2 separate regions of the Homo sapiens genome follow, and region 2 is linked to region 1. The links are chromatin loops, found by intact Hi-C in ENCODE. Cell type or tissue: heart right ventricle. All regions are shown on one strand. Each heading gives the region's core, and the rest is flanking DNA. Links, peaks and the distances in the headings are about the cores only.

Region 1 (14,818 bases), core at 12,319-14,818:
GTTAGATGATGACCCACGTTTATCACATTCCGTGATCAGTGTTTATTGAGTATTTGCTGTATAACGGACACTGTATGTGTATTTTATCTCATTTAATCCTCAAAGCAATCCTACCAAGACAGTCCATGAAAAGATAATGAGGGTTTAGAGGGTTTAGAGAAGTTAAGTAGCTCTTCTGGTATCACACTGCCAATAAAAGGTGGAGCCAAAATTCAAATCTGCATGTCTAACTTTCAAGCTCTGTGACCAGGCTGAGTAGTAAAAGGATGAAATAATGGTTGAAAATGGTTGAAATGGTTGAAAATGGTTGAAAAGGAAAATAAATGGTTGAAAAAGGATGAAATAATGCTGACGTTAAGCACCTCACATCTCAGAATTGAATGCATAAACACATAAATGATATCAATGTGGTACAGCGAGAACTGTAGAAAATGGATATACAAAATGGCATGTGACCATAGAGGCGGGAGGCAGCAATTGCATCTGGGTAAATCAGGCAAGGGTTCGCAGAAGTGATAGCTGAGGCACAAATGAGAAGAGCAGCATTCGAGACTAAGGACACAATCAGTAAAAAGCCATCAAAGAGGAAAAGGCATTAGCACGTTATGGAAATCATGCAAAGTTCGATATTGGGGTAGAGGTGGTTGTGGCAGGAGCATTGGAATTAACTACGGCGATGCTCTGAATTTACTCTATTGAATAACTGAATATTAAAATAGTCTGCGAGGATTAGAGAGCATAAGTTAGAGGTTAAGTGACTAAGACAGGACTTATGACTTGCTAAGTTTTTAGCTAGGTCTATTTCTCTAGTTATTTTTATTACTTTATCAGCATCCTTCAGAACACATCCTTTCTGTGGATTTTTTTGTTTTAGGTCAACAATTCCATGTGCATTTCAGCTAATGCCTCATTATTATGCTAACTGTATTTTCTTTGTTGAAATTCTATATTACAGTGTGTTACTATATATGGCAGGGTATGATTTGGCCTTGCCGAACTTTGGGCCATTACCAGTGGCTTCAGATTGAACAGGGTTATTTTGAGGTCATTCACTGACGCTATAAAGGATTGAATTATTTACGACTTTAATATTCACCAGTGTTTCTAGCTGAAGATCCAATATACCGCTGAATATTATCTGTCAACAAAATGCTGCATCTGTTCCATTTGTTGATGACTGATAAAACAAAGCAGTTGAATTCTGCTTTGAACTAAATATGGGTAGAATTTCCACCTCAAGCATTTTAATACAAATAATATTTATAATTAATAGTAATAATATTTATGTCTGATACTAATTGACACCAATCATAATGCATAAAAGTAAACATATATATCACTATAATATTGCTTTATTACTATATTTACTATTTTTACTTTTGCATAAGAGAGACTGATTGGGGGAAATAGGTATCTCACTCAAATACTAGGCATAAAACAGCTACATTTCTGTAACAAAAGTCTGGCATAAAAAATTATTTTTTTAAGAATTAAAAAAGCAAACACCTCTATCTCATTTGACCACATTTTCCTTATATTTATTACCTTCAGCAAAGTAAGAAAGATAGATATTAGTTAATATGAGAGAAGAGGTAGAAGAAATATTTTAGAGTAGTGACTAACATTCCCTCTTTTTAAAAGGCATCTGAAAAATAAATATATTGATAATTTTATAGAATTAAACCTTAGAGATGGAAGGCAGTTTAGAGTTCAATTTTAATCATTTTAAAAACAGGTTTTTTAAAATTGTCATTGTCAAAACATTTATCTGTAAGCATCAACCCTGAAGTGGGTCTTCATTACCTCATGGTAGTTTTTCCTCTGTACTAATCAGACAGTACCAGGCATTTCTGGGAACAGCACTAGGAAATTTTCCCAAGGGACAATGATATATCTGGGAGTTGCATTACTGACCCAAAACTTGGCATATAATAAATCAAGATATGTCCAATAATACGGCATAAAAGCAAATGTTGAGGCATAGTGCCGACTAAGGGAAATGATGCAGATAAAGGTCCAGCAAGAGTGCCTGGCATATGGGAGCCAAACCAAACGTGTTAGTTTCTCATATCCCAGAATAAGGTTATTTTGGCTGCTTAACAAATTGCCCCAAAACTTAATGGCTTTAAATAGTAATGATCACTTATTCCCTTTCACGGTTCCTGTGGGCCAGGAAATCAGACAGGGCACACAGACTCAGCTTTCCTCTGCTCCACAACATCTGAAGCCTCAGCTGGAATACTCAAAGGCTAATGGCTGCTTCATGTGAAGGCTTCTTCACTCCCATGTCTGGCAGGTGATGGTGATTTTTGATTGGGGACCTAACTAGGGCTGCTGACTGAAACAACTACAGGTGGCCTCTCTGTGTCACCTGAGATTCCTTACAACATAGTGGTTGGAGTCTAAGGACAAGCATCAAGATAGCTTAATAGATGATAGATAGATAGAGAGAGAGAGACAGAGAGACATACTACACAGGAGTTGTTTTGCCTTTTATGATCTAGCCTCAGAAATCAAGCAGCCTTACCTCTGCCAGATTCTTATGGTCAAGGAAATTACAAAGATCCAAAAGGTGGAAATAGAAACTCCATCTTTCACTGGAGGCATGTGGATGCCACACTGTAAGAAGAGCATGGGAGGAGCTATATATTGGTGCAGCCATCTTCGGAAAATGCAATTTGCTAACCTATCAATAATATGAAATAATAAAATTATACTTTTATTATTTAAAATCATAGAAAGTAGAAGGTTCTAGAGGATTTTTATTCTCCACCTCTTCAAGCAATTTAACCCCCTGAATGAAAAATAGAGTCTAAGAGAAATAGATTATCTGAATGGAACCATTCACCTGGTTATTCCAGTGTCAAGAGTTAAACCCAGGTTTGCTGAATCTCAATTTTATAGTGATTTACCTTATAAATATGCTATAAAATATGTCTGAGTTTGTTCGTTGATTTTAAAAAGGGCTCAATGTATTTTAAACTATCCATTTGTATAAAAAACACAATCCTTATATGAGAAATCTGAATTATTAAAACTAATATTAGAGGAGGATATTCCCCAGCTGGGAGTTTTAAAGATGTAGGTGTGATCTACAACCATCTGATCTTCAACAAGGTCGACAAAAGCAAACAATGGGGAAAGGATTCCCTATTCTGTAAGTGGTACTGGGATAACTAGCTAGCCATATGCAGAAGAATAACACTGGACCCTTATCTCTCACCACATACAAAAATTAACTCCAGATGTTTTAAATATTTAAATGTAAGACCTCAAAGTATAAAAATCCTAGAAGAAAACCTAGGAAATAACCTTCTCACGATTGGCCTTGGCAAATAAATTTTTGGTTAAGATTCCAAAAGCAATTGCAACAAAAACAAAAATTGACAAGTGGAACCTAATTGAACTAAAAAGCTTCTGCACAGCAAAGGAAGCTATCAACAGAGTAAACAGATGACCTACAGAATGGGAGAAAATACTCACGAATTATGCATCTGACAAAAGTCTAACTTAGAGGAATTAAATCAAGCTAAAAACAACCTTATTAAAAAATACACAAAGGATATGAAAAGACTCTTCTCAAAAGAAGACATACAAGTGGCCAAGAAACATACAAAAAATGCTCAACATCACTAATCATCAGAGAAACGCAAATCAAAACCACAATAAGATACCATCTTGCACCAGTCAGAATGGCTATTATTTAAAAGTCAAAAACAACAGATGTTGATGAGGTTGAGAGAAAAGGAAATGCTTATGCACTGTTGGTAGAAATGTAAATTAGTTCATTTTACTAATGAAATGTAAAACAGTTTGGAGATCTCTCAAAGAACTTAAAACATATTTACCATTTGGCCCAGCAATTCCATTACTGGGTATGTACCCAAAGGAAAATAGATTATTATACCAAAAGGCACATGTACTTATATGTTCATTGCGGCACTATTCACAATAGCAAAGACATGGAATCAACCTAGGTGCCCATCAGTGGTGGACTGGATAAAGAAAATGTGGTACATATACACCATGTATATGTACCACATATACTACATAGCCATAAACAAGAATGAAATATGTCTTTATTATTAATGCAGGAAGAGAAAACCAAATACCACCTGTTCTTACTTATAAGTGGGAGCTAAACATTGAGCACACACAGGCATAAATATGGGAACAACAGACACTGTGGACTACTGGAGAAGGGAGGTGGGGAGGTGGGTGCGGGTTGAAAAACTACCTATTCGGTACTGTGCTCACTACCTAGGTGCAATATACAAAGGTAGCAAACTTGCACATGTACCCCTTGTTTCTAAAATAAAAGTTGAAATTTAAAATAAATAAATTAAAAATCCAGACTTAACTTGAAAAAAAAAAAGTTGGTGTGTCTGACAAACAGCCTAGCTTGTGATCTCCCTGACATCTACTTGTATGAGCTGGATGTATAGGTCAGTTTCAGCAAGACTGAGGAGTGGAGAGGACAGTATAGTGTCTGTTCCTCAACCCTGTTCCATGCAGTTTCTTGTTTGGGTTGTAGGGAACCAGAGGGCTGAAGCAAAAGCTGCTCCAAAAGGAACTTGTGAGACCACAGAGTAAGCTGAGCTGCCCTGGGTCCCAGGTGACTCAAATGCAACTGGGATTTGGAGAGGGGCAGTCCTCGTTTCATGCACAGAAACAGGAGAGAACACATTGCTGCTTGACATATTGAGATTGTGCAGGTTTGGGGTCAGTAACAATCTTCTATGCAGAGAAACAGCATTTTCAAAGAAGTCACTGCAGCGTGATAATATCCAGTTACTTCTCTTTCTGTCTCTCTTATTTTTATTTTTTTGAGACAGGGTCTCACTCTGTTGCCCAGGCTGGAGTGCAATGGTGGGATCACAGCTTACTGCAGACTTGACCTCTTGGGTTTAAGCAATCCTTCCATCTCGGCCTCCAGAGTAGCTGAGACTACAGGCATGAACCACCATGACTGGGTAATTTTTGTACTTTTTGTAGAGATGGGGTTTTGCCGTATTGCCCAGGCTAATCTTGAACTTCTGGGCTTAAGTGATCCACCCACCGCGGCCTCCCAAAGTGTTGGGATTACAGGTGTGAGCCACTGTGCCTGGCACAGTTACTTTTCTCTAGTGGGTTTTGAACGGTGGATAGATACAAGGGGTCGGAACAGAAGATAGTGGAGGACTGTTACTGTCCATGTTTACACAGCCCCTGAGGAATCCTTGCAAAACTATAATGAATTATTGTGAGAGAGCAGGGGTTAGGGGGATGATGTTTAAATCCTGTAGTTATGTTGTGAAGAGTGACAATAAAATTGAGTATAAATGCTTATGTAGCCTCAGTTGAACCTGCTGGCAGATACAGCCTGTGAATATTTGGATCGCGCTAATAAATTATAGTTAACATTTAATTAGCAATGATTTTATTTGACTTAGAATTCTGAAGGGTATTTGAAAGAATCATTTGGGTAAGTTTTGTCTAAAAATACCTAAACTGTTACCTTTTCCTCCTTTCATTCTGAGTCAAGCTGAAGCATTATAAAATTACCCAATTTATTACCCTTTACAAAAACATTTACTGAAGAATCTATTTGAAATCATTCTTATAGATTTCTTTTGTTGCTGTTGTTGTAATTTAGAGATCCTCAGCCTCTGTAATCTGGATGTCTTGTTTACTGTCTCAGTCTTTGCTGTTCCCAGAATCCTAATTTTCCCTAAGTTCCAAGTCTCCTCATGCCACCTAAAATCCAGAGGGGTTTGGAAATTTACAAAAATCACAAAAGCGATGTTAGGATGGTTTATGGAAGTGGAGACAGGGTTGCGTAGGTGGTTGGAGGGTGGATAATGTGTTATCCAAAGCTTAGGCTCAAACCCCAGCTCTGCCACTGACCAACTATGCATGCAAATTTGGGCCTTAGTTTCCTGATCTGCAAAATGAGGACTTTAGACACACACACACACACACACACACACACACACACACACACACCTCTAATAGCTTTGTTGCTAGGATTAAATGATCTAATACATAAAAAGGTGTGGCTCTCATTGCAGGAACTTTCCTTATTTAGGTCATGGAAGAGTTATGCACCAAGTTTTTTCAAAAAGTGCTAACTGGATAAAGCGATCTCCACCCAACACCTCCCTTAATCCCTGCTTACATGATACTCCTCTACATGAGCTGGTTTGTTTCTAAAGGTCATTCTCAAGAAGTGGAGCATAGATGTTAATTGGACAGTTTTGAATGTGCAGAGAGGTTTTAAAAAAAAAGCTTTGAAAAGTAAAAATAGCGTTTATTTATTACTGAAACATTTTAGGCATAAAAGTGAATGTAAACCTGCTTCATTTCCTCTGCGCTTAGAAAATTTGCCCCTAAGTCCTTTATAGCAAAAATGAGCAGAAGTGACTCCTTGCTGGTGATGCAGAGGTCTCATATTTTTAGCCCTAGAAAGTCAGTGAAGAGAGTTGGACTGTGAGAGCAGCGTTTCAAAGCTCAGCTCTACTTTTTTGGCCTACAAACATCCCATCGAAACTCAGTATGACAGCTAGTGCTCTGACAGCTGGTGAATAGGGATTTTAAAAAAAGAAAGAGAAAAAAATCTACTATGTGAGAGGGATAATCACCTGGAAGGTATTACTTGGATCAGTGCTATAGTGAGTTATAGGAATGGAGGGTGGAAAATAAATAATTGATCTTTGGCACCAAGTTTATGATTAAGGATTTCACAGAAAGAAGGAAGATAGTTAAGACAGTGCAGTTTTCCCTAAATTTTAATTATCCACAAGCCTCCCTTACAATTTTGCCACATCCACACACTTCCTGTATTATTGTTTGCTTAATATGAGTTTTTGAACAGTTACTTTAAAAAATCTTATGTGTATTTATTATTGTTGTTGTTATTTTAATTTAGAGACAGGTTCTCACTCTGTCACCCAGACTGGAGTGCAATGGCATGATCATAGCTTACTGTAGCTTTGAACTCCTGGGCTCAAGCGAGCCTCCTGCCTTAGCCCCCTGAGTAGCTAGAACTACAGGCATACAACACCATGCCTGACTAATTTTCAATTTTTTTGAAGAGATGGAGTCTCGCTATGTCGCCTAGGTGGTCTTGAACTTCTGGCCTCAAGTGATCCTTCTACCTCAGCCTCCCAAAATGCTAGGATTACAGATGTGAGCCGCTGCACCTGGCCTTGTGTGTATTTAAACAGAAAACTTTATTCACTACTGTTAATGAAATGTCAAAATAATGTGTCATAAGTATAAAACATAAATATAATAAAAATAAAATAATGTTATTAAATTATAGCTAGATATTGTAGTCTACAGAAGATTATGACCTTGAGGCCTGCTATCTTTTTGTTAAAAATGGATTTTGGCAAGTGTTAAAGGGATGTTAACTCACTCCAAACTGACACCTTCTCTTTGAGGCTGTTGGACAAATGGAAGGGGAAATAGCTTTCTCATTATGGGATTGATCCAGCAATATTTATTGAGTCAATGTTATTTAATGTCATGTTACGAACACGTAGAAATGCTGTTTATCTCTACTTGTCCAACATTTTGGGAATAGTGTACTGGTTAAGAGGGTGGTATGAGTGTTGGACAGACATGAATTTAAATCCCAGCTTTGTCACTTAACGACGAAGCTACCTTAAGATGGTCATTTTACTGCTATCCTTTCTTCATTTTTATTTAGAAAATATTTAGCACATTGAATAAATTTTGTTGCAATCATGATGTTAATAATGTGAATACTGATGTGCAAGATGGGCTGAGGAGGCTTGGCTGTATACATAAATTGCCCTTTTATTAAGGTTTTGTCTATAGGTTGTCAAGCAAATACATTTTAACTTAATTTAGCTTATTTGTTTTAAAAACCCAGTCATATTATTTGTCCTTCTAGCATTCTAGTCCTCCTTCTCGAAATCTGAGTATGGCTTTTCTATCTTTTTGTGGCTTCTTCTTCTGCTGTTTACTGCGGTTGTTCCTTAGGCTGCATCTTTGCGCCTCTTCTCTGTTTTTACACAACTCCTCAGAAGCCTATTCATTTTTAAAGCTTTAGCAATGTCTTATAAAGTGACTTCTAAAATCATTATCTCCAAATCTGCCCTTACCTCTTCCCAGCCCACATCTCTATTTGATAATTGCCATGTCTTGTCACTTTAGATTCAGATTTAAAATCAGCACATTCATTTCATCCTCTGTTCCTTGCCGATGATTCCGTCATATTTCCAGTTCCTTATGAATATAGGAGCTAAGTGCATGCGTTTTGGAGTCAGAATATTCTGGAGTCCTGTTTCTACATTTTACCAATTTTAACAGAAAATTACGCATCAACAAGATGCCATTAAACATATGAGATCAAAACTTCCTCATACTTCAAGAGAAGTGGAGAGTGGCAGAAATAGTCTGTAAAGAAATAGAGCTAACATATTTTTTAACCTTGAATTTCATTACTTTATTGACCACTCTAAAGGAAAGTGTTAACATTAGTTGAAAAAAGGTGAATAATAAAGCGTATATATTTTTTCTTTTACATAGTTTCTCATGAAGTGTTAGTTCTAAAATTAATTCAAAATAGTTAGATAAGAGTCCTTTCAGTGTGCTGAAAAGTGGCTTTGTACTAAAGACCAGGGATAAGTGACAGTGGTTGAGCTCTTCAGGAGATCTGAAGAGGGGACTGCATGTTAGGCCAAGTGTTAATGGTAAGCTTCAGAGAGAGTGAGAGATTTGTAGCATATTTAGACTATGGTAATTTTGAGTGTGAGACATAAAGTCACCTGTCCAAATCCAAAGAATGGACTTAGAGAACTGGAGAACAGTGAAAGTGAGACTTTTAATGATAGTCTTGCAAGATTGAGTGTCTGATGAGCAGGCACACCCAGCACAGTTTTAACAAGCAATTTATCCCCTAGTGCACAGGTCCTTCCCCCGGTTCCTCATTGGCTGAGTACTATGGGGTCACAGTTTTCCTGGACATTGCATATTGATTGTTGGGTAGGGGCTTTAGGTGTTTTTTTTTTTTTTTTTTTTTTTAGGGTTGTCTTGCTGCATTTTATTGCAGCCCACAATGCATTGCAATCTAGTTAGCTCAGAGGCTCTTCAAGTATTTGACTTAAGACTTAAGTAGCTGGGTAGGCTGATAAGAACAGAAAAAACGAGCTATTTTGCAGGCTAGTAAACTTTCATCTTAGACTAAACTTCTTTGATTCAGGTGAGGGCAACTAAGTAGGGGCGGGGAAGGGGGGAGGGTAGGCCAACAAGCAGGCATCAGCTATCCAAACAGGAGCTTAGTACATCCTGTTTCTTCTGTAGTTTGTTGGCCTAAGCCGACTTAAGGCACTTTGTCTTGGAAATGGACCACTGTATATATTATTTCCCTCATGAGGAAGGTGAGAAAATATGGGACGTAATCTTGCAAATTTCATTAACTGTGAAAATTACACCAAAAGTTTACAAAGTTTTTTGGGGGGTCATTTTCCACTTCTCTTTAAAAAACAGACGTTCCTGCACACTGTATCATGCTGTAAACACAAAATAGATGTAGTCTTTCTTTGTCCTAAATAGCTAAAATGGTAAGTTTAATGGCTTTAATATGGCAAAGTTTAGTGCTTGAAATGAATTAACTAAAATATATACAGCTGTATCTTGTGATGTGAAAGCAAAAGAGGCCAATTCCTCTTGTATATACTTATGAAAAGTCACATGGTAAAACTGTTGGAAAGTGACTGATTTTTACTGAAATCAAAGTGAGTATGGGAATCTAAAATGTATCCAGAAGATACATTAAATTGTGATGTTTCATTTTATAAGTGAGTGCAACTAGCATTCTTTTAAATTATAGGTTCTTCAGGTGATTTCAAATATAATAGGGCCCTCTGGCACTGGCTCATCTGTCATTCATAGGTTATTTTAGTATTCCGTAGGATGCAAATGGCTTACAGTCACAAGATGTAATTTGCCTCAGAGGGCCAGGCACTCTTATCATCTCACTTTTTATTGTAGCTTCTATTCTTACTTACCCATATTCTTTTACCCTTTTCAGTCTGAGAAACTTTTCCTTTACTAAAATGATAAGAGGCGAAACAGAGGAGAATGGATTTTCAGTCTCTCTCTTCTGTTAATTTACCACAGACTCGAAATAGATTTCATTCCTCGTTTTTGTTTTCTTGGACCTAACAATTTTTTTTTCTACCCTTAGGGTTTCCCCCAACTTCAGCTCATTGTAGACTTTCTATTTTCTGTAAATCAATGATTTATCTAATTAAAAATGGAAATTCATTTTATCTAGTTAGCTATTACCATTTTTCATGGCACTAAATTATCTATACAGAACATAATTCCAATTTAAAATTTTGATGTGAAATTAGTGTAATCCACGCTTCTTTTTATTTTGGAAAATTTCAAACCTAGAGAAAAAAAATAAACATGTGGACCCTCCTCCAACTGATTCACCCATTTTTAATATTTTGCCATATTTACCTCCTTTCTCTTTTTTCCTTTTTTTTTTTGAGACGGAGGCCCGCTCTGTCGCCAGGCTGGAGTGCAGTGGCGCGATCTGGGCTCACTGCAACTTCCGCCGCCTGGGTTCAAGCGACTCTCCTGCCTCAGCCTCCTTTCTCTTTCTTACCTATATACATGTATCAATGTTTATATGTTTTATATATTTTACAAATGTATTTCTCTTACTCATTTGCAAATAACTTGTAGATCCAATTCTTCTTCATCCATAAATGTTTTGACATAAAATTCTCAATTTAAGGACAATAACATTATCACATTTAAGAAAACCATATTCCATTATACTATCCAATATCCAGTCCAGATTCAAATTTCTGCAATTGGCCACCAGTAATTATTTTTTTCATTTATTTTTTAGATCCAGGATTGAATTTTGTTTTCATGTCTCTTGCATCTCTTAAATCTGAAATAATATTTTTTTTTTTTTTGAGACAGAGTCTCGCTCTGTCGCCTAGGCTGGAGTGCAATGGCGCGATCTCGGCTCACTGCCAGCTCGGCCTCCGGGGTTCCCGCCATTCTCCTGCCTCAGCCTCCGGAGTAACTGGGACTACAGGAGCCTGCCACCGCGCCCGGCTAATTTTTTTTTTTTTTGGTATTTTTAGTGGAGTCGGGGTTTCACCGTGTTAGCCAGGATGGTTTCGATCTCCCGATCTCGTGATCCGCCCGCCTTGGCCTCCCAAAGTGCTGGGATTACAGGCGTGAGCCCCTGCGCCCAGCCTTCTTTTTTTTTTTCTAAAGAATTATTTCTGGCCGGGCGAGGTGGCTCACGCCTGTGATCCCAGCACTTTGGGAGGCGAGGCGTGCGGATCACGAGGTCACAAGATCCAGACCATCCTGGCAAACACGGTGAAACCCGGTCTTTACTAAAAATACAAAAAATTAGCCAGGCGCGGTAGCAGGCTCCTGTAGTCCCAGCTACTCGGGAAGCTGAGGCAGGAGAATCGCTTGAACCGGGAGGCCGAGGTTGCAGTGAGCCGAGATCGTGCCACTGCACTCCAGCCTGGGCGGCAGAGCGAGACTCCCGTCTCAAAAAAAAAAAAGTCTTAAATTACATTTTAACAGTCTAGGCCAGAGGAGAATATGCCTCATTGTGGATTTATGTGCCTGCGTCTTCATGTTTAACTTGCTCAAATATCACCTATACGTCCTTTACATTTCTTCTTACATCTAGACCTTAGCATTACTGACATTCTGGGCCACATCATTCTTTGGAGTTCAGCGATGTCCTGTGCTTTGTAGGATATTTAGCAGCATTCCTGCTGCATCCCATGAGATGCATAACAACACTCCTACCTCCTCAGATTGTGACAACCTAGACATTGCTAAATGGATTTGGGGGTGTGGGGGTTGGTTTAGGATCCACTGTCCACAAGCTTGGTTAAACTCAGGTTAAACCATTTTGGCAAGAATACTTCTTAAGTGATGTGTATGTCTAGTTGCATTACATCAGTAAGCAGAATACATTAGATTGTCCCATTATTAGTGATTCTAGCTTTGATCTCTTAAGGCAGTGATTTTTTTTTTTAAAAGGTAAAGCTACATTTTCCCTTCTGTAATAAGTAAGTTATGGCTTGAAACTTTGAGACCATGTGAAGATCCTGTACTCCTAGTCTTTTACCCTGTGGCTTTTAGTATCGTCTGATAAATTTTCCTCTATCAATTGTGGTTGACTTGGAAAACTGTGATTTTTCTAATTCTATCATTTGTTCTACATTTACTATCTTGTATTGCTCTGAAAGAAAAGATTTTGTCCTCCTTCATTTTTGGTGGCACTCCGAAGAAATTCAATGTGTTTCATCAATTATTGTCACCATTTTTTGGATGCTCATGTTGTCCCACATTTCTCCAGTAAAAAACCCATTCTTTAAGAGAATTTAGTGTTTTGTGGAGTACTTTATTATTGTAAGGACCATGCAGTGGTAAATCCTTACTGAATCACACGACATGTGAGAACAAATGACTTTATAACCAGTGAGAAATTCTGATGATTGGTACAACATATTTTCATAGTTAACAGGTTACACTAACTGAAAAATGTAAATAATTGGTAACAGAAAATTCTAACCGCCAATAAAAATTATTGGCAATTTATTTTTGAGTCATCTATTTACCTTTAAAATGGCATATCTATTCCTGGCTCCTGTATATGATGGCCGATGACTATAAATTGAAATATACCTGTAGCATACGTATGACTTAAACACTGCATACTACTGCACATTGCAGCGAACAGGATGGAGCTACTTGTGATCTAAAATTATCTAAACAATATACTTGGGAGCAAATCTCAATAGCATTCCATCTAACGAAAGCATCGCGATTTTATAACTATGACTTTTGGGAAGACCAAACGGAATACCCCAGCTGAAATGAGAAAAATCTGTATTAAGGAATTTTAGCTCCACCCAGGGCAATTATCCCCTTCCTTCCGTAACTGCCAATTTCCTCCCCAATCCCAAGAGCGCCTCTGCCCAGTTCCGCAGTCTCTGCTCCAAGTCTGTTTTTGATGATGCCCTTAGAAGCAGGGGCAGCGGCAAGCGGCGGAGATAGGGATTAAGTTCCTAACAGTCTTCTTCCCCTGACCTGGCAGATGGGGACGCTGCCCCTTAGAAGCCTTTTTCCCCGCAATACGGGACGCCGCAGAGGTGAAAGACCAAGAAGGTGGAGCAAACTTTTAGGGAGCGCCTCTTGGGCCCGCGTACCCTTCCGCCTGTTCCTCTCTGATTGGCCAGCGTGAGTCACGGACGCCCAATCGCGCGGTAGCGTCCGCCGTGCCGCTGGGCGACGGCGGCGCGCATGCCCACTCAGGGACCCACCCTGCGCCCCAGCCCTCTACAGCGCGGGCGAAGGGCATCGGCGGGGAAGCGGCTGTGGTTGCCAGATCTGGCAGTACAGAGCCAAGGTGGCAGGGCCGCGCTAGGACACGGATGGTCCCAGGGGGAGGGCAACAGGAAAAACAAGCACTGACACAACTGCCCCATTTCCCCATGTCCCCTAAAAGCAGGTTTTCTTGGGCTGACCAGGGCATTTTCACTGTGGTGTCCGACTGGGGCAACTCGATCTGCCCGCGGGGACTCAAAAAAGCTTGAGCTGCATTTTTTCTTTGCGTCCGGGCGGACCAAAAGGCGAGGTGAAGGGAACGAGTGTTTATAAGAAAGTAAACTTTTGTGCAGAATGGGCTGGGGACACCTCTGAGTTTTGCTGCCCGCAACGTGACCTTTTTAGCGCGGTCCTGGACGCGTTCCCTCGCAGCCAACCCGTCAGTCTCCTCAGGCCTTATCCTGCCCTCTCTGAGGTGGCCGCCTGTGGGCGCTGCAAACGCCACACTTTTGCTCTACGAAGAACCTCCTCGCGACTTTCCAAGGTGTGCAACTCAGAAAAGCGCCCCCCAAAACAAGTAAAAGCCTTCGGGGAAGAGGCAAAGTCCCTGAACCGTCCTGACTCCAGCCACCAGCCGGTGTTTGGTGGATCAGGTCCCGGAGCTCCGCAGCCTGGGAGCCCCACACCAGGCCGGCCCCTACGGCCGCTCAGAAAACGCGGCGAGCGGAACCCGCACGCGGAAGCGCCGGCCGCACTGAGCATGCCCAGTTGCAGAGCCGACCAGAGGAGTTTTTTCTTTTCTTTTCTTTTTTTTTTTTTAAGGGGGGGGGTCTCAAGTAGGAGGCCTCCCCATCACCCCCACCCCAGCCCCCCACCACCCCCGGCCTAAGCAGCTACCATGGCCCAGGTGGCCGGCGCGGCGTTGTCCCAGGCGGGTTGGTAAGTGGCGAGTCCCGCCGGCTGCCGGGCCGCGGGTGCGGGCCGGGGCCCCAGGGAGGTTGGGTTGGGGGCGGCGGGGTGCGTGTCGGGGTAGGCGGAGGCTGTCGTCCGCCCCCGGCCTCTCCCCGGGCCCTTCGGGCCGGCTCCGCCCCCGGCGCCACGCGGAGCCCTGCGAGTTCCCCTAGGTCCCCTGGAGGCGGCGGCGGCGGCGGCCTGGGCCCCGGGCGGCGGGCCTGGGCCCCGGGCGGCGGGCGGCGGGCCTGGGGAGAGGCCGGGGGCCGCGAGCCGGGCGGGTGGCGGCCCAGACCCCGGCCGACCGGAGCGCCGGGGAGGACCTGCAGCGCCGTCCGCGCGGCTTCTCCGGGGAGGGGGTGTTTCTGCAGCGGGATCGGGAGGCGAGGGCTGGGAACGAAGTGCGGCGGAGAGGGACGAACGCGGCCGGAGCCCGCGGGCCCATAGGAAGTTGAGGGCAGAGCAGAGCACAGCCCGCGCTGCGGCCGGAGCCGCCTCTTCTTACCCCTTATTTCAAAGTACAGTGTGG
Region 2 (14,818 bases), core at 5,003-7,502, 1.1 Mb before region 1:
ATTTTTCCAATTGCTCAATGTGAATGGCTCACAGAATACCCCTGAAAAGACTACAATAATTATTACTCTTTTTTACAGACAAGGAAACTGAGGCTTAAAGAGTAATTTATACAATAATTCACAGCCATAAGAGGTTAAATCGAGGAACTTGTCTCTAAAGTTCATTGTATCATGTATCATGCCCCTCCTTGCCCTTTGTTTGGCTAACTCACACTCCAAACAAATGTTTCTTATTCCATAATTTGAATTAGATGGTGTTCCCTATTCTCTCTAAACAACTATTATTTTATCACAGCACTTGTCTTACTCATCTGCAGGGATTTATTTGATTGTCTTTCCTCTAGTTTCTAGAATAAGCCCACAAGCCCTTTATGCTCCCAGTGCATAGCCCAATGCCTGGCACCTCAAAGGTGTTCAATAAAACTTTACTGACTGACTCAGAAATGAATAGATGTCATGTCTCTATGAAATCATGGGCAGAAGGATTAAAACACCAATGTATCTGACTTTAAAGCCATTCTTCCTCCAATGTACCATACTGACTCCCAGGTAGTCACAGATGAATGCCCTTACTTTACACAGAAAGTGGAAATAAGGTTATCCATTCTGTCATTCTTGAAGTAGGATAGTGAGAGAGCCAGCGTTTAAACCTATTCTATTTTGTGCCTGTATCTGGCACACAGCAGGAGCTTAATACATGTTTGTTGAATAAATAAGCCTGTTCCTGGCATATAGGTACCTCCCACCTCATATGTTTGCTATCTGCTTAGGTTGACAGTAAGCATTGCATGCTCTATAATTTTCTATTGCAATTGTGGTCCATGAACCAATGCCACCAGGAAACGTGATAGAAATGCAAACTCTAAGTCTCCACCCTGGATCTATTAAATCAGAATCTGCATTTTATCAAGACCCACAAGAGACTAATGTACATGAAAATGTTTGAGAAGCACTACTCTAGACTATAAGGTATGTACGAATGTGTGGTTCCACTCAAGGGAATTACAATTTACATTGGAGAGAAAAATCATCCCCATCATAAAACACAATAGGTTAACATCATAAAACTAATACCAATGCAAAAGGAGGACAGCATTAGACACAGTAAATCCAAAGTCATAGAGAATAAAATAATGCAATATTTCAAAGAGCTCTTCTTAGGCAGAGTAGAGAGCACAGAGCACTCTACCTATCTAATAAAGATGCTGTCTGTGAGGGACTGGTAGGGAGTGCCCTGCCTGGTACACAGTGTTTGAATCATAGTGAAGACAGACAACAACAAAATTCATGTGGTTAGTTCCATATCATAACTTGAAGTGAAGTTCATCCATACAGTGGATAAAGAGTCAGGATCTGAAGGTAAACTGCCTGTGTTCAAATTCTGGCTTAAACACTAACAGTCAAAATGATCATGTGACATTGAGTGCATTGTTTAAACCTCAGTTTCTGTTTGGGAAACGGAATAAGAAGGTACTCAACTTACGGAATTGCAATGAGCATGAGATGAAATAATCTCTGCGAAACACTTAGAAGAACACTGAAGAATAAGAATACTTAAGAAGAATACACAAATAAGCACTCAATAAAAATAATGATTGCATCATCACAATCACTCTGAAATACTTAGGCAGTGGTTAATTTTGGTATGGCTCGTCTGCCCTGATAAGCTTAATTCTATGTCGTCCTATCTGTCTTTCTGCTTTCTCATCCCAAAACAGGGCTGCTATCTCATTATGGAAACAGTTGACCATAAACCCCTTAACCTTATATAAAAATATTATGCATATTTCTCAGGAAATGCTTGTATTTTCTATGCGACTTCAAAGGCATTGATGGCCTCAAAACTATCTTTAATCACTATTCTGAATACAGTGGAATGAGATGATCAAGAGCACAACTCGTGAAGTCAGCAACAACAGGCTTGAATTCCAGTCCTGACTTCACTAGCTGTATGACTAAACATGTCTCCCTATCCTTCAAGTGGGGATAATAACACTCACTTAATAATACCATTTACTGTGAAACCTTGTGTAACAGTCCAAGGAGATGCTGTATGAAATGGTACTCTGCAATTGTAAAGAACTTCCAGATAATTTAACAGTGACAGCTCTTATATTGAGTGATTTCTCAAACATTTTCTCTCACAACAGAACACTCACTCCAAAGAACCACCCCCTTGGAAAGCTGCAAGTAGGCCAGGCGTGGTGGCTCACGCCTGTAATCCCAAAACTTTGGGAGGCCAAGGTAGGCGGGTCACGAGGTAAGAAGTTTGAGACCAGTCTGGCCAATATGGCGAAACCTGTCTCTACAAAAAATACAAAAATTAGCTGGGTGTGGCGGCAGGCTTCTGTAATCCCAGCTACTCGGGAAACTGAGGCAGGAGAATCACTTGAACCCAGGAGGCAGAGGTTGCAGTGAGCCAAGATTATGCCATTGTACTCCAGCCTGGGCGAGAAGAGCAAGACTCTGTCTAAAACAAAACAAAACAAAACAAAACAAAACAAAACAAAACAAAACAAAAAGCCAGTCGCAGTGGCTCACACCTGTAATCCCAGCACTTTGGGAGGCCAAGGCAGGCCGATCACCTGAGGTCGGGAGTTCAAGACTAGCCTGACCAACATGGAGAAACCCCATCTCTACTAAAAATACAAAATAACCGGGTCATGGTGGCCCACGCCTGTAGTCCCAGCTACATGGGAGGCTGAGGCAGGAGAATTTCTTGAACCCGGTAGGCGGAGGTTGCAGTGAACCAAGACTGCGCCATTGCACATTGCACTCCAGCCTGGGCAACAAGAGTGAAACTCTGTCTCAAAAGAAAAAAGAAAAAGAAAGAAAGAAAGTTGCAAGTATAATGAGCTGGTCAGTGGGCTACTGCGCCCATTACTTGTGCCCCTGCCATGCTTACAAAGACTGGGATGGTTGAGAAGTGTAGCAAGATGGAAACAGCACTAGAGGAGGATCAGTTCAAAAGAATGTTGCTCATGCAGAGGCAGGTGAATGGCAGCAGCTCATGGCTTGACTGCTATGGGCTACCATACTTTGATCTCCAAACAGAATATCTGAGGCCGACATGTCCAGATGTGTCTTCCAGGCAGCAGTGTTTTCTCTTCAGCAACACATTTCCAGGCAGCCTTGCTATCCTGCTTCCATTTGTCAAAAACAAAAATCAGTGGAATACAAGATTCAGAAGTCAAAAGATTCAGCTTCTTTAATTAAAAGGGGTCAAAGCAAAGTAATATGGAGATAGGGAAGAAAAACAATCTCCACAAGTAGATGAAAATGTGAGCCCGACTTTGGACCTAGACATTTACACATTGTAATCAAGTGGATTGCCAGGAAGCCAAGATCATATAGCTGAGGAGCAAGTGAGAATGAGACTATGCGAGTGTGATAACAGTTCTATATCCATAACACTTTCATCTCAGAGTACACTTGTGCTTCAAATGCATTTGCCAGGAGCTTTCCTGCCTCTCAAGCAGGAGTCTAATGGGAAGACTGCAAAAAGGGAAATATCAGAAGTTAGATTTTGGTATAAGCCAGTGGGACAAGAGTAGGATAGCCCTGTACCAAGTGCACAGAGAAGGCTTCAGAGTTTTTAAAGATGTGTTAGAGTCTTCACCATGTGCCTGAACAATTCATTTCAATCAACGAGTCTTTCCAAGCTAGCATTCCTTTTGAATTTACAAAACAAAAATGCAGTCTCTTTCTTACTGTTTTCAAATCATAAACAAGGATATTAAATCAGTTCCTGAAGAAATGACATAGGAGAGCTATTTAAGGCTTCAAATTCTTGATAATATGAAAAAAAAATAGAATGAGGTTGGGTGTTTCCTGTCTCTGTTTAAGATGAAATCATTGTACGTGTTAGCCAATGACCGTATTTAACGCATTTCCTACGTCCTTGCATTTGTTCACATTTTCTTCTCTTTGAGCTTTACTGCTTGAGTGGTGCCAGTAATGAAGGGGAACACATTTGTCTCTCATAACTGTCAGAGATGACACAAAGAAGCAAAATGAATGTGGGAGGTGCTGTTTTGTTTCTAATTAACAAGGGTTTTCAAGTATTTGTGTAAAGAAAGGGAGTCAACATTCAAAGGGTTTGAATCTATTGCCCTTTTCAATGTTTTCCTTTAAGAAAGAAAAGAGATAAATTTTTTTATAGGGAAATACTGTGTGTGCAATTCAATGGAAATGATAGGGACAGCTAGAAGTGAAAGATGAAAAAAAATTAAATAATCCAAGTACTGTAAAGCAATGCATAGCTGAAGGCACCTTATTACTTTATATTATACCTTCTCATTCTGAATAACTACTGTTATATAATATGAACCATTGATGTTTAATAATAGAAATAACCACAGTCAGATGCCAAATCAAGAAGAAAAGATCTGCACTTTGAAAAAAAAAGAACTCTCTTTATGCATATGCCACATGTAAACGTTCAGGGCTTGAGCTCTGAAAGGAATCCTGTAGTGGGAAGGTATTGAGAAAAGCAGTTCTGAGCAAAAGAAGGGGGGCGGGAGCTAGTTACAAGTCTGGTTCTTGCCCAGTTGAAGTAACTGACACTATGAAAGTCTGTCTAGGCCTAACTCTGTATGTGTGAACACCACCACACACTGACACCTTATCTTGTTGCCTAGTAGCAGCTACAAGAATGAATTCAATGTGTGGTGTGTCCATCCATCAAAAATACCTACTAAAGTGTCTAATGAGAAGAGCGTTCTGGATTATACATCTTAAGGGAATACACACACAAAAAAACTCAGACTTTATGACACACTATTTATCTGGAAAGACAAAAAGCAAAACACAAAAAGAAGAACGCGTCTGTAGTAAAACATAGTGACAAATAGGATATATTAGTATTGCAAAGTGCAATGTATTAACGGAAGTAAAGGACTGCTCAATGATAATGTTCACTGAGCGCCATGAAAAGAAAATGAATATACTCGGGATGAGAATGAGGGTTCAATCATTCATGCCTTCCTCAAAAAGATGAGTTTTTAGCAGAAAATGAATTGATGGAGAGGATCTATGAAAATTCACCAGTGAACGGAACCATATCAGAATGTAGGGATATACAAGGAACAGAAGAATGTGACTGACAGCAATTCAAGGCAATGGGCATTTCTTTGTCTCACCTAACAGGAAGTCTGGAGATCAGCCACTGGTGTTAGGTCTGCAGTCTCAGAGACAAGAGCTGGAAGTTTTATGATTGTCTTGGCTCTCTTTCTTGATCACAAGATGGCTGCTGCAGCTCCAGTCATCATAACTTTGATCACGGTTTTAAAAAAAGAAAAGGAGCAGAGGGGAGTGAACAAAAGGGAGACTAAAGGAAGAAATGGGCCCCCTTTATTAGGAAAAGTGACAACCTTTCTGGAGCTCTGACTAGCTGGCAGAAAGAGATTGGGAAAGACCGAGAGTCTGCCAAGGGACTGTGTCTGCCACACTTGGACAGATGAATGTAAGAAAACACAGGTGATGGTGAGATTAGCTCAAGGGAATGAAACCATCTGGATGGGATTTTGAAAGATTTTTCCAAAGCATACACATGCACACACAAAGCACAAAAGTAAATTGTGGGTAGAAATAATGTCTAGAATATCTTGTTTATAAAAACATTCACACCCTTCAAATAAACTTTCATTCCTTTACGCACTGGAAAATTTCCACTCGTGACAAAAGAGCAGCCATCTGTGAAACAGGACATGGCAGTAATTTGCCACACTGCATACAGGAATTCGCCAGCACAGGTTAAGCATGGAAATAGAAGCCACTTTCACCAGAGCAAAACTACAAAAACGGATTATAAGAACAGATTATATCTGCCTAAAGAATCTCCCACCGATGTTCCACATTTCACCCTATCTCTTTTCTGGTTTGTTATCAAACAAGTGACATCTGTTTTATGTAGTGCCAAGGCACTTTGTCTTGTTTGTGGATGTTTTATTTGTTCACAGGCACACCCTGCTGGACACCCTGGTACCATGTCCCTGGTTCCTTTAATGAAAGGGAAAATGAAGGGGGTTTTCATCCCTGCTTACTTCATGTCAGCGAAGTCTTTGTGCATGGAGTCTTTTGAGCCTCCTGGCAACACTGTGATTTGAAGTGTCACTATCCTGATCTGAAAGGGGAATAGTTTGAGGGTTGGAGAATTCAAGTTAGATGACTGAGAAAGAGTGAGTCCTGGAAGAGCTGTGTGGTATCAAGCCATGCCAGTCAGACTGCAGAGCCGGGGGACGCCACCCTGACTTAAGAATTCTACGTGATGTGCCGAAGACCCCAGCAACTAGCGTAATTGCTGAATTATGTTATAAATTGAATATGTGAATGAAACCAATTCTCTGCTGGCCATGAAAAAAAAAAGAGAGAGAGAGTAATAAGCAATGAAATATTTTCCAGCCTTGAGAATACCAGGTCAATTTGATTCAAGCCATTCTGGTCATCTAAACACTTTTACATGGTTTCACCAAGCTCTAAAACAAACCTAGCTGTGTTGAGATGTCCCTAACTATTTGCAGCACTCAAAGACAACATCGTCCTATGGAAAGAGTGAGGGTTTTAAATCAAATCATCCTGTGTACAACTCCTAGTTCTACACATTGCTAGCCAGTGTCCTTGGATGTCTTGCTGGGCCTCCCTTTCCTCTTATTCATAGGAGGGTTAATAACAGCTTCCCTGTAGAGATAAATATGTGAGAAGTACCTCACACAGGGCCTGACATGTGGCTGGCATTCTATGGAGAAGGGCCAACATCAGTGACGTGAGCCCTCTGTTAGCAGCACAATCTCCATGCGATGACACTCCCCTGGCTCAGGACCAGATACTCCCAATGTGACCCCAAAGTGAGCTAAAGAAAACAGAGTCAGCAGAACATTTCCCAGGCTTCTCCCTGCTCCAAACAGGGCAATCCAAGTCTCAGCACTACCTAATAAACAGCACAAACTTATAATAGAGTCAGGAGTGTTTGAGCACATAGGGAATGATGGAAAGACATCATAGATTAGAACTATTAGTGGATCATGCCTATAATCCTTACACTTTAGGAGGCCAAGGTGGGAAGATTGCTTGAGCCCAAGAGTTCCAGACCAGAGTAGGCAAGCTGGCAAGACCCAGACTCTAAAAAAAAAAATTTTCTTTTAATTAGCGAGGCATGGTGGCATGCACCTGTAGTCCTAGCTACCTGGGAGGGTGAAGCAGGGGATTCCTTGAGCCCAGGAGTTCAAGAAGGTAGTGAGATGTGATTGCACCACTGCACTCCAGCCTGGATGACAAAGCAAGATCCCACATCTAAAAAGTAAAAGTTAAAAAAAAATTTTTTTTAAAGAACTGTTTAGAGAATGGAAAGATGAAGGGGAGACACAAAAGAACATAAAAATGGAGTGAAGAGGGAGACATGATGTCAGAAAAAAAAACAGCACACACATATATATATGCGCCAAAAGGATCAAATGTCCCATAATTAAAGGAGATGACCTTGCAAAAAAAATTTTAAAGGCCTTTGAATTTCACAAGACTGTAGTACTCCCAATAGCAGAATGGAGTGGAATTGCCAGATTGACATAAGCCAGATTGAGAATGCCTAGAAGGGTTGAGCAAGGTTTTGGAGGGGTTATTTTAGAACAGTTTCTCCACCTTGGCTCCATTGACATTTTGTGCCAGATAATTGTTGTGGGGGCTGTCCTGTGCGTTGTAGATGTTTAGCCGCATCCCCAACCTCTAACCACTGGATGCCAGTAGCTCCTCCAGTCCCCAAGGCATGACAGTAAAAAAATGTCTCCAGGCATTGCCCAGCATCCTGGAGGGTAGGGGGAAAAGCAGCAATACCACCCTCGGTTGAAAACCACCACTTTAGAATGCAGAGACCTGTCTGTGTTTTAAACCACAAGGAAAGAAATACAGAAATAGTTTCAGTGTCTTGTCACGGCAAACTTTTCTGTTTCATATCAATATAGAGGGAAAAGTGCCAAAATTTCAAATGGTAAACAGAAGAAGAAAAATAGCAATGACTGTCAACTAAGGCGATGGAAATCAGCAGTTCTTTATTCTTGTTCTGTTCTGCAATAGTTCAAGTGAAGATAACTTTGGGAGAAAGTCTTGGACTGTAATTTTGTTTAATTTCAGGGAATGGATGTAGGGTAGGCAAGCATCAAATTTGGGGCTTAGATCAGGATGGTTGGTTCTTGGCTTCACCCAGGAAAGAATTCAAGGGTGAGTGGGAGGTGTTTGATGGCAACTTTTACTGAAGCAGCAGTGTCCAGCAGCAGCAGAGGTACTGCTGCCTGCAGAGTGGGGCTACCGTAGAGGCAGTGTGCCCAGAGTGGCGGCTCAGAGGCAGTTCTGCAATCATATTTATACCTACTTGTAATTACATGTAAATTAAAGGGTGGATTATACAGAAATTTCTAGCTAGGAAAAGGCGGGTAACTTCCAGGTTGTTAGGTTGTTGCCATGGAAAGGGGCTGTAACTTCTGGGTGTTGCCATGGCAATGGTAAACTGACGTGGCACACTGGTGGGTGTGTCTTATGGAAAGCTGCCTCCACCCCATCCCTATTTTAGCTAGTTCTCAATTTTTTCCAGTGTCCAAGCCCCGCCTCTTGAGTCAAGTCCTGCCTTCTAGGACCAAATTAAGAATATACATTCTCTATACAATAAAAAAATTCTAATAATTTGAGAACAAATGTCCAGCCAAGAGTTTTGAAAGAAATCAAATGCTTTACAGTACTCTAACTGTATAGATAGAAAGAAGAAATGAATACGACAAGAAATTTTTATAGCTTTGGCTTGTCTTTTGGCTTTTTTAGACATGATGCATTTGGAGTCTTTCAGTTGTTCCGACCTCCCAGCTTTCTTTCGAATTGAAAGCTTTAGTATTCAATCATGAAATACTGTACCCCAGCTGCTCCTATTTTTAAACAGATTCTGCAGAGTTGATATTAGTATAGTTTAATGTTTTAGGCAGAAGTTCAAGAAAGAAAGAATTCAATCCCATATATTTACTTAGTCACATATTAAAAGAAATATAATTTAAAATAAACATCTGCTTTCCAGTCATAGCATAACAGAAGGCAAAGAAAATTGGGTGTGAGCAGCGACATACACTCATGTGTATATGTAATTAAACCTTTAAAAAAAAAAGCTGATGAATTTTTTTCACACCAGTCCAAGAATAAATAATACCTAAGTTAAAGTCAGGTCTTATAAAAGTGCTTTCTTAAATATAATGGGCTAATTCAGAAGGACATGCCTGTTAAGGTCTCTCAGTTTAGAAAGAGCTGTCTGTGCCAGGTACAGTGGCTCATGCCTGTAATCCCAGCACTCTGGGAGGCCGAGGTGGGAGGATCACCTGAGGTCAGGAGTTTGAGGCCAGCCTGGCCAACATGGTGAAACCCCACCTCTAGAAAAATACAAAAATTAGCCGGGCATGATGGTGCATGCCTGTAATCCCAGCTACTCAGGAGGCTGAGGCAGGAGAATTGCTTGAACCCTGGAGGCAGAGGTTGCAGCGAGCCAAGATCGTGCCATTACACCACAGTGTGGGCAACAGAGCGAGACTCCATCTCAAACAAAAAAAAAGAAAGAAAGAAAGAAAGAGCTCTCTGTGATAGATGTAGGTGACACTGCTGGAAAGCAAAACAACTGGTCAGTTCTGAGGGGCGGAAATTCAATAAAATGGATTTTTTGGCATTGTGAACTCACTTCTCTAAGAAAGATGATCACATTTAATTCTCACTTTCCAATTGTTTGCCCTAAATTGCTTTGATAAGAACTTACAGGAAAATACTACAGAGATTGCTGTGGTAATTTATATACACCAAAATATCTAATGCTTATATTTTCTTCTGTTTCTTATAAAATACGTCCCTGAAGAAATAATGGATATTTGAAAAAGTAATTGCTGGATTTTCTGGAAAAGCCCCCAAAGATAAGGAACTTTAATTTTAAAAATAGCCATTAGGTTAATATCAGTGAACTCTGGTATAGAGCATGTTCCAAGTGAGGTCATACTCTTGAGTTAATTCTAAAATAAGCTGTTTATTTTTGTTTGTTCCATGACTATAGGTTGTAGCTTCATCTCAGGCCAATCAGATCAAAACTGCAGATGTTGATTCAATAGAGACTACTCTCTAGTGTAAATAGATAAACTCAAACTCATGGCTATTACTGGAAAATAACTCAAAGTATTATTTTTTGGCTGACAGACTCAGCCAAAAGATAACCTATTAATGTGGGGGAAAAAATCAACGAATATGTATTGTTTTGTGGTTAATCAACAACTCTACCTTCGTGTAAGGGAAACAAACAATACGTTTGCCATTCTGAATCACAATAAACAAAGAAAAATTCTACAATTGACTCAAACTTAACCTGAGTACCGGTTACAAAGTATCTGCACCTCTCTGTAAATCAGCAATGAAAATCAAATTCACAGTTAAATTACAGCCAGCCTCAGTTACTCTTTTAAAATTTTTGATAAACAGTATTTGAAATACTGTTTGTTTGAACCATGACTCAGATTATAGGGTTTCAACTGGAAAAAAAAAACAGTTACAGTAAAAAGGTAGCACATGCATCCTCTACAAAATAATGTTCCAAATGACCAACATAAGCTTTGGTTACAACAATGATAATCGACATTCTGTTCCATACCATAAACACTCTTACCCAAATATCTGGCACTGGAAAAGAGTCTTAAAGCTAACAAGGGAAGTTGAAGTGAGATATTGTGTTTTTCATGCTGAAACAATACATAATGTTTCGGATGCTGCAAAGGGATAATGATAAAAACAGAAAAGAAGCTCTTAGTGTTGTTTGGAAAACATCTTGCAGATGACTGCATCTGTTGTCGTTAATTAATTTTGCAAAAAAAGAAAAGGTAGCCATATTATCTTGCCTTTGAGGTCTTGCAGTTGCCCATTCTTCACACTCCTTTTACGAAAATGAGATTAAATAACAAGAACACAGCCTCATATTAGGGATTCCTTTTGAAAAGCAATCTTAGCATCCGTACAGTTTAACCCAATTCCCTAACTTACTACATTTACATCTTTAATGTTTACCATAATTGATGTTTAAAATATTCAACTCAAGGCGCTATAAGAATCTGAAAAGTCAATTTGTGTTTAATATGCCTTGTTTATTAAAGCATAAAATTAGAAAACGTATTTTCGAAAGATTATTCAAAAATTATGATTGAAGCAAAGAAATAGAAGTTGGGATGATTGATGGATAGTCAGATGGCTTATGTTCAGCCATGCCAGAAAACTGAGCTGTAACCAAATATTTATAGTTCTGTTACAGAGCTCTGTTTAGTCAAGCTGCCCAAATGCGCTCTCTGTCAGCAGGTCTCAACCTTTGTGTTGTGTGTGTGTGGTGGGGGTAGCGGGGAGAGCAGGGGCTAATGGAGAGAACATGTCAAAATGCCAAACGGCAGAGTTCTCCTCATACAGATTCTGACTCTGCAAGTCAGAGGGGGATCCAGGATTGACCTTTGAAATAGGTAACCTAGGTGATTCTGATGCAAGTGGTCCATGAACAATACAGAAATATTGTACAGAACAATTGAGAAATATTGTAGCCCCCTCCTTAACTCTTGAGAAACCTCGCTTTACACTCTTACTAGTCTCTTCCCAACCACTCTCAGGAATGCACACACCTCATAAAAGGATCCTCCTTGCTTCTCACTGTTTCCTGGGAGTCTCTTTCCAGTCTCTGCTCCCAAATGTTCTCCTTGCCTCTCTTCCTGAATCATTTTATTCCACTGGACTACTTGATGCTTTGGACTGTTCTTTGCTTCTTGATACTGAGCTTACCTGACACAGAGACTATAGTTCCCCTGCAAATGCAATTTTCTGCAGAGTACAGACAGTTCTGTTCTTCTTTCAGCATATATGCTATCAAAAGTGTGTGACATTATTATTTTCAAAATGGCATAGTGGTGTGATATAAAGAACCTGGGATCTGCAGTCAGACCTAAATTTGCATCTTGATGTTGCATAGTTCTAACTTTGGATAGTGAGAAAGCCATCTGAGGCTGTGACCCTCAGACTCTTCATCTATAAAGTTAATAAGATAATACCTCCCTCTTAGGGCTTTAGTTGGAATTCAATGAGATACTATCAGTGGAAAGTCCTTTGGAAACTAATTTCCTACAGGAGTATTAGACTATTAGGTAAAGTTTTGAACATTTTTGCCCAGCAAGAAGAAAACCCTGCTAATAGTCATCTTTACATCCCGCCTTCTATAAAATAAAATATAGAACTTCTAGCTTCTTTCTCATGAGGGGTTAAAAAATATAATCCCTTTATAGTAATTTTGTTATTTAGACACCAATAATGCTAACACTTCAGTGATCTAAAAACCAACTGTTCTGGATATTTTCCACTTTTCATCCCCTTCCCCACTTCATCTGCCCTACTTTCAAGCTCAGGAAGTACCTACTAAAAACTACACCTTATGGACTCTCTCACTGGCTGCCTTCTGGGTAGCGTCGGCCAACAGAGGCACCAGTGAGAGATGGATGACAGGAGGAGCAGTGACAGGGTATTTCATCTCCACTCATTCGGTTTTCACATCAAATCTCTGGCAGTAACTATGTCCACCCCACTAAGACAGCCTCATGTCCTGCACAGTCCCAGGGCTCACTGGGTTCCAGTACACTATTTCCTCTGCTCAGCCCTGGGTCCTAGGTGTAGTAACAGCTTTCTGCTTTCAGTCCCTGGGGTAGAGCACCCCACCATCCTCTGTTTGATTCCAGCCCATGTCCCTGTAACTCCTTTTATTAAAGTCTTATCTGAACCATCTGGAATGAATTCTGTTTCCTGCTGGGGCCCTGATTGATACACCAATACAGGAGGCCAATAACACGCCTGGGAGTTTTGAAGCAGGACGTGAATTTACGTTCACTTTTATGATCAGGGTTTTGTGTTATTGTAGATTATATTTCATTCTCTTATACTTTATCAAAAGCAGGCATTAATGCTAATATTGAATCTTTTGTCTGCGGCAACATGGTTAAAAAGATCATTGCCCTAAAGCTAAATAGGAAGAAACAAATTCTCTCTCCTGAAAAACCTCTCTGAAGATTTTTTTGTTACCATGGGGTACTTTGGCTTTGGGGTGTTTTTCTTTTTTCTATGCCTTATTTAAATGATACATAGAGGTTTTCCAGATGAGGAGTGGTATTGTTTCCTGTTGTTGAGTTGGGATGTAAAATATTTTTTAAATGTATGTTTATAAGTTTTTAATGTGAATTAAACTCCCTCAATATTTTTATGGAGAAAAAAATTAATGAAGAACTTATTAACATTGGAAAATAGGCTATCTCAATTACACTGTAACTTTTCCCCAATGGTTTTCTTAATATTTATATATTAACATCATAACAACTCAATACAATTTATACAATATGCAGCCATTTACTGTGAAAAACGATCCATTAAAATATCTCCATCCTACAGCCAGACTCAACAAGACATAATGGCTCAGAGGGAGCCAAATGCAGGATTACATGATAGGCCAGAACCTGGGCCATGGTCTACCAGGCCAGGTAAGTAATACACATGGCGTAAAAGAGCCAAGTAAATAGTTAGAGAAACATGAAAGTCTCTGTAGAGTAAATGTGCACTCAGGCAATTATTAAAATATGGATTATGGAAGATTCTCTTTTCTCCTTTTCTCTAGGCTTACCCTTTTAATAAGAACAAAAGTAAATCAAACGTGTGTGCACAAAGACACAGAATACATTCTAATAACTTCAGGGACTCTGTTTTAATCGACTAAAGGGATATATTTCAAGTAGAGAAATGATATCTTGAGACCCCTTCATTCTATCTGGGTGTTACAACTGATATGGGCCTGTGTCAGGCAAGTTAGGAACAATGCGTGCTATTCTGATGCCTAGATATTATAGATGCAGCAATAACTAGCTTGCAGAGCCTCAAAGAGCAGAAACGATTTCCACCTTAATAACCCCTGTGGCATTTTTCAATTTTCCAGGCTGCCAGTCAAATGAATGCATGTCTGGGAAGCAGAGGAGACAAGAAAGGTAAAAGATTAACCTCTGAGATCCATGATATAAACTCCATTGGCTAAAATTGGTCATGTGTTAGAAAACAAACATGGGTAGTGATAGCCCTGTCTAAACACAGAGCACAAATGTTAGAACAAAGATTCTAGGAGAGAAACTGGGATCTTAGGGTCACCTGGCTGAAATAATCTTGGAATGTTAATCATTCTTATTTTCTTCGCTCTCTAAGTTGAAAGTAACCCAGCAGTCTCCACCTGATGATTTTCACACTAATTAGCCCAAGAGATGGTTCTTAAAAACCAGCATTGTCTTTCCAAATGGGAAGGGCTTGCAGAAAACACAGACCTGCTACTGCCTAAACTGCTGCATCTCAACTGAACTAAACAAGCAGAACTTTTGGTACTGCCCTTTCCTCATCCTTACTCTGCAGCCTTTCCCCAGGCTTCCTTTATCCATCGGGAAATTAGAACACTTTCCCCCAGGAGGTGGAGAACCTCTAATTACAGATGCCTCTAAAAAAGCTAAGATTATTGCTATTGCCAAAAGGGCAAAATGCAAATGATATGCAGAATGAACTTGCTCTAAAGAAGAAGGCATGATGCAGATGGCTTGCCGCACTTTAACTTGCTTCTTCCATTTCCAGGTATTGAACACTTTCAAATTTTCTTTCAAAATGTCTTTTGAGCCTCTGTTTTCCACCCAGTGCTCCTTCCTGAACCTTTGTGCAAATAATGGGCACTCCAAAAATAAGACAAAGGATCACTCATTTCTGGAAAAAGCGTCCTTGG

The links. A loop is a pair of places that touch in the nucleus more often than their neighbours do. Peaks named below come from ENCODE experiments on the same cell type or tissue, not always from the same donor. Only the 100,000 strongest peaks of a DNase experiment are listed, where the experiment ranks them.
Region 2: a loop joins it to region 1, with 2.9 times the contacts of the local background. A loop is called at or near these places in 2 of 110 quality-filtered maps.

What each region holds. Positions count from the first base shown.
Region 1 is chr13:60,383,129-60,397,946 of GRCh38, forward strand. It overlaps TDRD3 (tudor domain containing 3), which reads left to right and starts at 14,092. Exons shown (of 14, transcript NM_001146070.2): 1 at 14,092-14,277. The coding sequence starts at 14,237. RefSeq lists enhancers at 13,014-13,083, 13,414-13,743, 13,452-13,964, 13,814-14,013 and a silencer at 14,154-14,723. In heart right ventricle, for the core only: CTCF peaks have their summits at 13,830 and 14,041; DNase peaks (open chromatin) are centred at 13,273, 13,833, 13,943, 14,733 and 1 weaker place; H3K4me3 peaks cover 2,500 bases; H3K27ac peaks cover 2,311 bases.
Region 2 is chr13:59,338,752-59,353,569 of GRCh38, forward strand. No RefSeq gene overlaps it. Among named protein-coding and RNA genes, the nearest start is that of DIAPH3-AS1, 670 kb to the right of the region's middle. In heart right ventricle, for the core only: a CTCF peak has its summit at 5,965; a DNase peak (open chromatin) is centred at 6,790; H3K27ac peaks cover 2,425 bases.